Linked DNA regions of Homo sapiens: all the other regions are linked to region 3. Evidence: chromatin contacts called from ENCODE Hi-C or POLR2A ChIA-PET data. All regions are on one chromosome and are shown on one strand. The core of a region is the stretch at or near the end of the contact, and the rest is flanking DNA. Distances in the headings are between cores, read along the strand shown.

Evidence for each region. A loop is a pair of places that touch in the nucleus more often than their neighbours do. ChIA-PET counts read pairs that join two places held with the same protein, here RNA polymerase II (POLR2A). Pooled maps may share reads with other maps.
Region 1: a pooled map shows a loop between it and region 3 (17-fold over the local background). The contact joins the promoter of MRPL22 here to the promoter of GRPEL2 in region 3. A Hi-C loop is called at or near these places in 7 of 50 pooled maps.
Region 2: a map of CD4-positive, alpha-beta memory T cell shows a loop between it and region 3 (33-fold over the local background). The contact joins the promoter of MED7 here to the promoter of GRPEL2 in region 3. A Hi-C loop is called at or near these places in 1 of 168 maps with a recorded cell type or tissue (CD4-positive, alpha-beta memory T cell) and 6 of 50 pooled maps. POLR2A ChIA-PET finds 5 or more read pairs at or near these places in 1 of 52 experiments (activated CD4-positive, alpha-beta T cell).

Annotation. Positions count from the first base shown.
Region 1 is chr5:154,939,803-154,943,307 of GRCh38, reverse strand. MRPL22 (mitochondrial ribosomal protein L22) reads right to left here and starts at 2,235. Exons shown (of 7, transcript NM_014180.4): 1 at 2,170-2,235; 2 at 2,043-2,091. The coding sequence starts at 2,197. RefSeq lists an enhancer at 2,136-2,295.
Region 2 is chr5:157,141,597-157,144,963 of GRCh38, reverse strand. MED7 (mediator complex subunit 7) reads left to right here and starts at 2,099. Exons shown (of 2, transcript NM_004270.5): 1 at 2,099-2,144. RefSeq lists enhancers at 1,472-1,571, 2,382-2,431.
Region 3 is chr5:149,343,244-149,346,748 of GRCh38, reverse strand. It overlaps GRPEL2 (GrpE like 2, mitochondrial), which reads right to left and starts at 1,250. Exons shown (of 4, transcript NM_152407.4): 1 at 1,133-1,250. The coding sequence starts at 1,209. It overlaps AFAP1L1 (actin filament associated protein 1 like 1), which reads right to left. Exons shown (of 19, transcript NM_152406.4): 19 at 3,112-3,505. RefSeq lists enhancers at 318-941, 942-1,567.

The DNA of each region.
Region 1 (3,505 bases), core at 986-3,485, 5.6 Mb before region 3:
AAGACCCTAAAAATTAGCCAGGTGTGATGGCATGCACCTGTAGTTCTAGCTACTTAGGAAGCTGAGGTGGGAGCCCGGGAGTTTGAGGCTGCAGTGAGCTATGATCACAGCACTGCACTTCAGCCTAGGCACAGAGCGAGACCGTGTCTCCAAAAAAAAAAGGAAAAAAAAGTTTCTCATCACTGAATCAGATTATATGCTAAAATTTTACATGGTTATCATGAACATTATTTATACCTTTCTACTTAGTTTTCTTATGGTCATTTTCCCCACTAGAAAATCCAAAATAAGGATTCACAAAATTATGTAATAACTTCAGAATTGCAAATAGCCTTAGAGATTATCTAGCAAAATCAAACACTCTTGTATCATGACATAGAGGAAAAGACTAAAGGCAAACTGCTTAAGTTTCTTGCTCAGAGCTTCTTAATACAAGTTGGTGCAAGACAATTCAAATCAACATCAAAATACTTGCCTGTGTAAGACCTTATGCTGGAGGTACAACAATAAATAAATGTCCCTACTTCTCCAAGATACACAAGCTAGTAAAGGGCACATACACATATACATGAAGTCATCATAGAAGGCACACATGCTAAAAGGAAGGAAAAACTAATTTCTTTCCGTTTTAGAGAAACCAGTGAAAACTTCCTGAAGGGAAAACATCTGAACAGAGGTTTGAATAATGGGTAGGACTGCTGTTATAGACAAGATGTGAGGGCATAGTAGGAAAAGCCAAGAAGCAAGTAAGTGCAAAGTATATTCAGAAAAAGTAAGTAAATCAGCATGGTTGGGGGAAGAGTGATAGAAGATTATCTAAGAAGAGTACAGACAAATCCTAAGAGCTACTACTTCCTATTTTCTTCTTTAGCCCACCTCTTTATCCCCCTCGGACCCAAAAACTTAGAAAAGGGTTAAATATAATTGGGAACTCAGTAATAATTTATAATAATAAAAACATTAATGGCAACTAGAATTCAGAGTGGGATTATCACATGCCATAAACATACTAAATACTTCATATGCATTATCTTGTTTGAATTTCCTTTTTAAAATCTACTAGAGCTACATAGATGGCATGTGCCTGTAATCCCAGTACTTCAGGAGGCTGAGGCAAGAGAATTGTTTCAGCCCTTAAGTTTGAGACCAGCATGGGCAACATAGCAACACTTCATCTAAAAAAATAAATAAATAAAAATTAAAAAATTTTTTAAATCCTAAGAGATAGGTACTAACATAACGCTCATATCATAAAAGTGATAACTGAAGCTTATTAAGAATAAGTAACTTTTCCAAGATCACAGTTAAAAAATGGATTCATATACAACTCATCTGTCTGCAAAGCCTATGAACTAAACCAAAATCAATGCTAACAAATGGACAGACCAGAAAATTTACAATCAGATTATCAATTTTCAAATACCGATTTTTTATTTTGGGGAGAAATACAGCGACTACTTACCCTAACCTTTAATGAATGCTTTTGTCCTAAGGCTACAGAATGCTCTGGTATAAAGCTTCAAAATTTCCTACAACTGAGTGGCCTTAGGCAAGTTATTTTACGTTTGGGGACTTCAATTTCCTTGTCTGAAAAACGGGTATAGCAGAACCTACTCGTAGAATGTTATGAGAGTGAGTTAAAGCATATAAACCGCTAAACACAATGTCAGGTACGACGTAAAGCAGAGTTGTCCACAACACGGTCCCTGCCCATGTAAGCAAGTAATCAGAGAGGTAACTTGAAAAGTTGGACGCTTCCATATGGAGATGGAATAGTCTAACCTTGTCCAGAAAGATCACAGTAGACGTTCGGAAATCGCATTTACAATCGCCCTTGGGTTATGGGTAATCCTGATCCCTGTACAGTTTATGCAATAAGGTGGAGAAAAAATAGAGTGACAAAGCAGAGACTCGGGCTGTCTCATTCGCCTCAGTAACCCCAGAGCCTAAAACACAGTTAGGCACGGAGGCGCTCAGTTACCAACTGGCAGAATACTAAAGATGCCTTGGGCCCTTCCGAAACTCCGAAGCGAGAGACTCACCCCAAGGCCAGCTTCCCCCGGCTCCTCAGGTTATGTATCCATAACGCACCTGCAACATCAACACAAGCCGTCAACTCAGATTCCATCTCGACTCCCTTCTGTCGCTTAACCACTAAGAAATCCTTACCCAACTGTCCCAGTACTGCCGCCGCCATCTTTCGCCCTCCCGCTACGGAAGCCGCCGAGTTCAAGCGCCTTCTGGACAGCACGCATGCGCAATACTCTGGATTTCCTGTGGGGCTCTCCCACAAGCAGTACTTACACCCCAGGTGCCGTCACGAAGATCGCAAGCACTGGGCCGGCGCTCGAGGTGTGGTCAGGCGAACCTGGCTTGGGAATGAATTAATTAATAAAGGCCGAAAGCACGTGGGCTTCCGAAAATTCACCTGGATTCAGAAAAACTAAAGTCCCAACTCACAAACTAGAAAGGAGTAGGGGAACAGAATCCGTGAACAAGCCACCTAATCCGGTGGTCCTCAGTTTTCTTATCAGAAATGACTAACCTTAGGGCACAAGCTTGTTGTAAAGATCAGTTGAAATAGTGTGAAAGCTATTTTATTTCATTTTATTGAAACAGGGTCTCTCTCTCGCTTAGGCTGGAGTGTGGTAGCAATGACCTAGTCTCACTGCAGCCTCGACCCCGGGCTCAAGCCACCCTCTTACCTCAGCCTCCCAAGTAGCTGTGACTACAGGCGCACATCACCACGCCCGGCTAATTTTTGTATTTTTTATAGATAAGGAGTTTCCCCAAATTGCCCAGGCTGATCTCGAATTCCTGGGCTCAAGCAATCTGCCCTCCTCGGCCTCCCAAAGTGCTAGGATTAGAGGTATGAGCCACGAAACCTAGCCTAAAATCTCTTTTAAAGAGCAAATAGTTCAAATATGATGTATGCTGTCCTAATCCCTACTAATCTGGTTGACCTTCAAGAATGAGTTTATATTCATCTGGCATTTACTGCCTTATGTCAGGCAGGTATTTCACTAAATCTCATTTATTCCTCACAGCAATCCAACAAGGCATGGATTATCATTTTCCTTCTTCAAATGAGGAAACATATTTAGGATATGTTAAAGTCTCTCAACTAACAACTGGCAAACCAGTGATCAATCTACGACTAGGTGCCTCCAAATTTGTGCCCCTAGACGCCTTCAAATATATGTATTTGACCCCTCTGTATTAGAATAACAGGTAGTTCAGATTGCGGTTTGCTACCTATGCAGGAATGTCAGATACCCAATGCAAACAAGCAACACACGAGTAGTGCAGAATCTGAGCATTTTAGCATTTTTGAGTTGAAAGGAAACTTTCTTCCACACCATTTACCACATACAGCTTCCTTCACACAGCTGGCCCTCAATCAAGCAAATCAAGAGTCACTCCATTTGCTTCTCCTTCATCTTTGAGTACCCAGAACCCAGAGCCAGAATTTCCACCCAGTTGCAGAAACTGTTCTTTCCCTTTT
Region 2 (3,367 bases), core at 850-3,349, 7.8 Mb before region 3:
CAATAAAATACATAAATATACTATGTAAGATGATTTCAGATGATGAGAGGTTCTATGAAAAAAAGATAATACATAGTAAGGGTTTCAGGGGCATCTCCCAAGAGAAAGATTAGGGATGCGCTATTTTGCATAGAGTAGTGTAACCCCAGAAGAACTCTTTGAAGTCACATTTGACCAGAAACCTGAATGAATTGAGGAAATGAAGCCGGGCGCGGTGGCTCACGCCTATAATCCCAGCACTTTGGGAGGCCGAGGCGGGCGGATCACGAGGTCAGGAGATTCAGACCATCCTGGCTAACACGGTGAAACCCCGTCTCTACTAAAAATACAAAAAAATTAGCTGGGCGTGATGGCGTGTGCCTCTAGTCCCAGCTGCTGGGGAGGCTGAGGCAGGAGAATGGCGTGAACCTGGGAGGTGGAGCTTGCAGTGAGCCGAGATTGGGCCACTGCACTCCAGCCTGGGTGACAGAGCAAGACTTCGTCTCAAAAAAAAAAAAAAAAAAAAAAAAAAAAAAAAGGAAAGAAGGAAATGAGACGTGTCAATATCTGTGCAAAGAGTTCCAGGCAAATGCATTGGCCCCAAGGCCGGGATGTACTTGGCAATTTTGTAGGGCCTGTGATATAGGCCAGGGGAAGGATGTCAGATTTTATTCTAAAAGTCATAGAAAGCCTTGGAGGATTTTGAATAGAGGAGTGATAAGACCGGTCTTATATTTTAAGAAGGTGTGGTAAATAGACTAAGGGAGGACAAAAAATCAAAGAAGTCCAGGTGAGAGATAATGGTGGCATGGCATAGGACCATAGCAGTGGGAACGGTGGTCAGTCATATTTGGAACTTTATTTACTTATTTTTAAATAGATCTAATGCAAAAGGCTGGTATGGTAGTTTCGGTGGGGTATGTGAGAAAGGAGAAAAAGGTGATTCCTTCGATTGAACATTTGCAATTGAGTAAAGTGCAACTGGGGAAAGATGTCTGTCACCACTGGATATGAGGGTCTGAAGTGCAGAGGAAACGGTGTTCCAGGGCCTGCATGTAATCATCCAGCTGATATCTGACTGAGAAGTGGTTGGAGAACTGAGTCCTGGGGCAATCCATTAATCAAATGTGCCAAATGCTGCTGACAGATGGAGTAAAATGAGGACTGGGAACGACCATTGGAAGTCACTGGTGCAGGATACATTGGGGTCAGCGGTGAGGAGAAAAGCTGGATTGGGTTATGCTCAACGTAGATGGATTTCTTCAGGAAATAAATTGATACGTGCGAGGGATTTAAAATGGGGGAGTCCGGAAGTGGTGGTTCACGCCTACAATCCCAGCACTTTGGGTGGCCGAGGCGGGCGGATCACTTCATATCAAGAGCTCGAGATGAGCCTCGCCAACACGGTGAAACCCTGTCTCTACCAAAAATACAAAAAAAAGAAAAAAAAATAGGTGAAACCCCAACTATTCGGGAGGCTGAGGCACGAGAATCGCTTGAATCCCGGAGACTGAAGTTGCAGCGAGCCGAAATCGCGCCACTGCAGTCCAGCCTGGGCGAAAGAGAAAGACTCCGTCTCAAAGAAAAAAACAACAAAAAAACCCTGCATGTCTATATTTTCGAATTTGTATGTAAGACGTCTTAATTGTATGCGTTAAATTAAAAAAGGACAAAAGGAATGGAACTACCAGCAGCGACTAAGTCAGTAAAAGAGTGGTAATGGGGAAGGGGGTGGAATATACGCAGGCGCAATAGCAAGCGTTTCTTTTGGAGGTTATTTTCGTGTCATAAATTTCTAAATTCACGTTAAGTCTTACAAGAGCATGTTAAACATTAAAACATAAGATTGTTTCTGGTCAATAAGGGGTCTATAAAAAATAAAGCAATAAGGTGTCTTGTTCAATTTTATGCCTTAATTCAAAAAGAAACGAAGAAACGGAACCCTCAGCTACGACTTTTAAAAGTCAGTAACGGGTGGATGGGAGGAGTCAAACATACGTAGGCGCAACAGCGAGGGATCGGTCTGAGGCGGAGCTAGAATTTCGTTAAAGGACAGCTCTTACAGCCAATCAAGGACAGAGTCGGTGGCTTCTTCCCGGAGGAGACCGGAAGTTGGTTTCGGCTGCAGAGGGGAAGGCGGCTACCAGTGTAAAGCCAGAGCTGAGGTAAGTGGGCGGCAACGGTTTGGGGCCGCCGCCTGTGTGCGTTTTTTTCTTCCGGACCCCGCAGCTTCCTCTGTGCTGGGCTGGGAACTGGGGAGGCATGGCTGAGTTCGGCCTCCAAAGGCGGTCTTTCGTCTTTCTCTCCCGAGTCTCTCCGAGAGTGCGGTCTCTCCGAGAGCGCGGAGGCCTCGGGGTGGACAGCCTGGAGGAGGGGGCTCTAAGCGTGGCAGTCTCGGGGCTTCCTCCGTGTTGGGACGCCGAGCCGGAGTGGAGGTTGGGAGACCTGGCGTCTAGTCCCCGCGCCGCTGTTTTTCTAAGCTGTGTGGCCTTGGGCGAGTCATTTGCCCTCTCCGGCTCTTTGTAACATGAGAGTAGCCCTCCCTGCCCTTCCTTCTTCTGGGAGCAGTTATGAAACAGCTGAGGTATGGGGGCAGGCGAGGGCGGTAGATCCCAAGCCTAATCGTCAGGTCCATCTGGAGAGGTTTTAAAAGCGACATTCTAGGGCCCATTCACAGTAGACAGAATGAATCAAATCTCTGGGGCTGGGACCCTGGAATGTCTGTCGTCTTCTGGTGAAGCTCCTTCTCCCCCAGTAGAACAAACACTAGATGTTGGATCTTGAGTTAAGAACCAGCTCTGATGCTTGGCTCTGCTTTTATTAAAAATAAGACCTCCATCACCTTTGAAAAGTTCCATCTAGAGAGACAGTAGAGAAAGAAATATAATTTTTGTGATATGCCAGTCCTTATTGTACAGTTAGATGCTTCTCGGCTTAGGGATATAAGAGAGCTTGCCCTTTGGAGCTAAAGGGACCTGGGATAAGAATTCCTGTTGTGCCATTTATTAACCTTTTGATCTGGGGCAACACTTCCCCTCATTGAGACTTCGGATCCTCACTTCTAAAATGAAATTGATAATAGAACTTAATTCGTGGGACCGTGTGGTGGCTCACGCCTGTAATCCCAGCACTTTGGGAGGCCGAGGTGGGCGGATCACTTGAGGTCAGGAGTTCCAGACCAGCCTGGCCAACATGGTGAAAACCTGTCTTTACCGAGAAATACAAAAATTAGCTGGGCGTGGTGGTGCGCACCTGTAGTCCCCAGCTACTCAGGAGGCTCAGGCAGGAGAATCCCTTGAACCCGGGAGGCAGAGGTTGCAGTGAGCCCTGATGGTACCACTGCACTCCAGCCTGGGAGACAGATTGAGCCCTTGTCTCAAAAAACAAA
Region 3 (3,505 bases), core at 1-2,500:
AAAAAAAAAAAAAAAAAAAAAAAAAAAAAAAAATTCTCAGGGCCAGTTCAAAGGGAAAATGGCCAAAGCTTAGACCAAGAAATAGGGTTGGGGAGTTGTGGCCAATCTCAATTCCTACTGCTTCAGAACTGGAGTAGGGAGACAGCTTACCAGAAGGAACCATTTTTCTTCTGGTCATTTCCTTACATCACCAACAAGCTGCCAAAAAGACTTGAGAACGGTAAGCAAAACCAAGTCCCGAAACCCTGAATGCAACCTCTCACTTAGGTGCTAGGGTAGGATGTTGGGTCAGGTGTGTTAAGGTAAAAAGGGTGACATATGTAGTTAAGCACATTTACCAGATTCTCCCGTAGCTTACTTTACTATTCAGAGGTCCAACCCTACCTCGTACTCAACTATTTTTATTCTCTATCCCAGGAAGAAACAGTGTAGGGGCAACAGTCTCTGAGAAAATTAATTAACATCGCTCATTAAATAAGAGCGCCGATTCCAACGCCCTGACTGGTTTCCAGCCCGGGTTCCACCACTTCCCAAATATTTAAGTTTGGAAGTTACTCAACTTTTCTAAACCTCACTTTCCTTAACTACTAAATGGGTAATAATAAAAAGAACCACCCATAATTCTGCAGTCGGCCTCGTAAGCGACCAATAAAAGCTGCCGATGGAACTTGTCTTCCGAAGGCTGATGCAATGGCCGTTTGGAGAAACAAGTTCAGCGGCCTCCTTTTACTGACAGGTACAACAGTGCCCGGATAACGGAGAAAGGACTGGCCTTAGGTCACACGGAGTGAGGGGAGAGAACCCAAATTTACCCACAGGTACCACAGGCTGGGAGAAGAGGCCGGGAGAGTGGTACATCCCTCCCTTGGGGGCTTAAGAGACTTCTCACCTTCCAGGCCATGCATGACCTCGGATCTCCTTACCTTCCTCGGCCTAAGAAAGAGGCACGGCTGATGGCCTCAGTTTCCCCGTCTGTAAAATGGGGCCGTGAGTGCACGGTCGTAGAGGCCGAGAAGCTTGGTCCCCTGGCCTACGCTCAGATAGCTCTCGCCTTCCAGCCCACAACCACCCCGGCTGGCTCGCTAGCCCCTCAGAGTCCTCACGCTCCCGACTCCCCGCCTGCAATGCTTACTTGCTCTCCCACGCGGCACTCCAGGCCAGTAGGCGCTGCACCCGCAGCCGGCCCGCCCACAGCGACCGTACGGCCATGTTTCCAATTTGGGCTGAGAGGCAGCGCACGCGCACTTGCTGCGAGTGAAGAGATGCTCCCGCTTAAAAACCAGCCTTTGCGGGCGTTTCCCTCTCAGGACTTCCGGACAGGAACGCTATGCTTCCGGTTGCCCGATGGGCCGCGCCGTTCCCCATCCGGTCGTCCGGAGCTAAGGCAACACTTCCGGCTCTCAGTGTGTTCCGCGGGTAGGCGAGGTCCTAGTAGTAACTACAGTCTCCGTGCTGGGCGCAGGGTCGGCAGCAAAGAAAGCAGATCATAGCTGTGCCCGCATGGAGCTTACTTGATATTATGAGCGATAAACAGATACAAGCGGGATGTAAAGTCAGAATATGAGCGGTGTTTGAAGGTGAGGGGCAGGTGTCGCGGAAGCCTAGAATAGAAATCTAGCCTTGTGGAAAGTTTTCCCAGAGGAAGGGGGTATTTGAGCTGAGCTGAAGAAAGGGTTCAGGCAGAGGGAAACATCTGCAGAAGCCTAATAAAGAGAGAAGAGTATTGCATGTAAGGGACTGAAATATACTGAGGCGGGAGGGCAACAGGACTGGTGGTTAGGAAGGGCTAGATCACGTGAGCGGTTTAAAACATCGCAGCCTGAACCATTGCCCATCACTCCTCCCAGTCTTTTTCTCTAATGCCCTTCTTATCGACTGAATTGTTTTTTTAAATAGTGTGTATTTTCTCATTTCCTCTCACTAAAATATAAGCTCTTTTAAGGCAGAGATATTGTCTATTCATTCCCATTGAGCAGTGCCCTAATGTAGGTGTTCAAAATTATTTTTTTTGAGATGGAGTCTCACTCTGTCACCCAGGCTGGAGTGCAGTGGCACGATCTCGGCTCACTGCAACCTCTGCCTCCCAGGTTCAAGTGATTCTCCTGCCTCAGCCTCCTCAGTAGCTGGGATTACAGGCGCCCACTACACCCGGCTAATTTTTGTATTTTTAGTAGAGACAGGGTTTCACCATGTTGGTTAGGCTGGGCTTGAACTCCTGACCTCAGGTGATCTGCCTTCCTCAGCCTTCCAAAGTGCTGGGATTACAGGCATGAGCCACCGCCCCCGGCTTCAAAAAACTTTTTTGCTGAATGCAATTTAGTCTGATTCTGATTGCAATGGAATGTGAAAATAAATAAAACCTAAAAGCTGTTGGAACCTCCCAAATACTTGAAGCTTTGAGAGAGATGTGGCTGTGGTCTGAGTCCATGTAGCATGTTTTGTAGTTCTGCTTCTTAGAATTATAGCTTAATTCTCTTCCTCATTGTTCTTGTTCTGTAATGACTAGGAAAGAGCAGAGACCAGATTTCTTCCCTCTCAATTACTGATGTTTGTAATAGACAGCCTCCTTTATTGTCCTGCACCTAACTCAGACTAGATGGTGCCCTGAACTGAACTGACCCCATGACAGTTACATCTGCAGGATGTGATGTTAAATGTACCTTTCTTGAAGGAAAAAGACCACCTTAACTACTCAGATCATTGTAACTGTGCATTAAGCCTTGCATAGAAAGATGTTGAAATTCTGTTAAACCTCACTGAACCCAACCTTTCACACTTTGGAACACTGACTTCCATCTTTTTTAAGACAGACATATTTTTCCATTCTGTGCTTCCTGGGCAGGCCATCCTCAACCTTTGTGCTTGAATAAACTCTCTTTAAACTAGATTCTGACCTTTTAAATTATTTTAGATTGACAGGGAACATGTGACAAAGGCTTTCATGTTTAAAGAGTCACTTTGACTGCTGTGTGAAGCAGATTGCAAGGTGTAAGAAAAGAGGTAGGGAAGGCAATATGTTGCAGTAGCCCAGGCAAGATGGGGCTATATTCTGTCCTGGAAGAACAGAGAGAGACCTTCCTAACCACTGTAAAGTAACTGTGTCCAGCACCCTTTTAGTTTCTTAGTATTTTATTTCTTTTGCTTCCTTGTTAAGGTTTTTTCCTCCAACTAGAATGTGAGCTTCATGAGGTGTCTGTCTTGTTCACCACTGATTTCTGACATCTAGTATAGTAGGTACTCAAGTATTTGTTGAATGACTTAATTAAGTTGGATAGTGTCAGTGAAGATAGGAAGATATGGATGAATTTTAGAGATTTAGGATGGAAAGCTGACAGACTGAGAGGATGGATTGGTGACTGGGGTCCAGGGCACTTGGAGTTGCCAGCTTAGTTACTGGATAGTCCCTTAATTTTTTTTTTTAAGGGAATGGGAAGTGTTCCTTGAGCACTCTGAATCTTGTCATAACATGGGTTATTTGTACTGTAGTTATTTGGGTCACATTTTC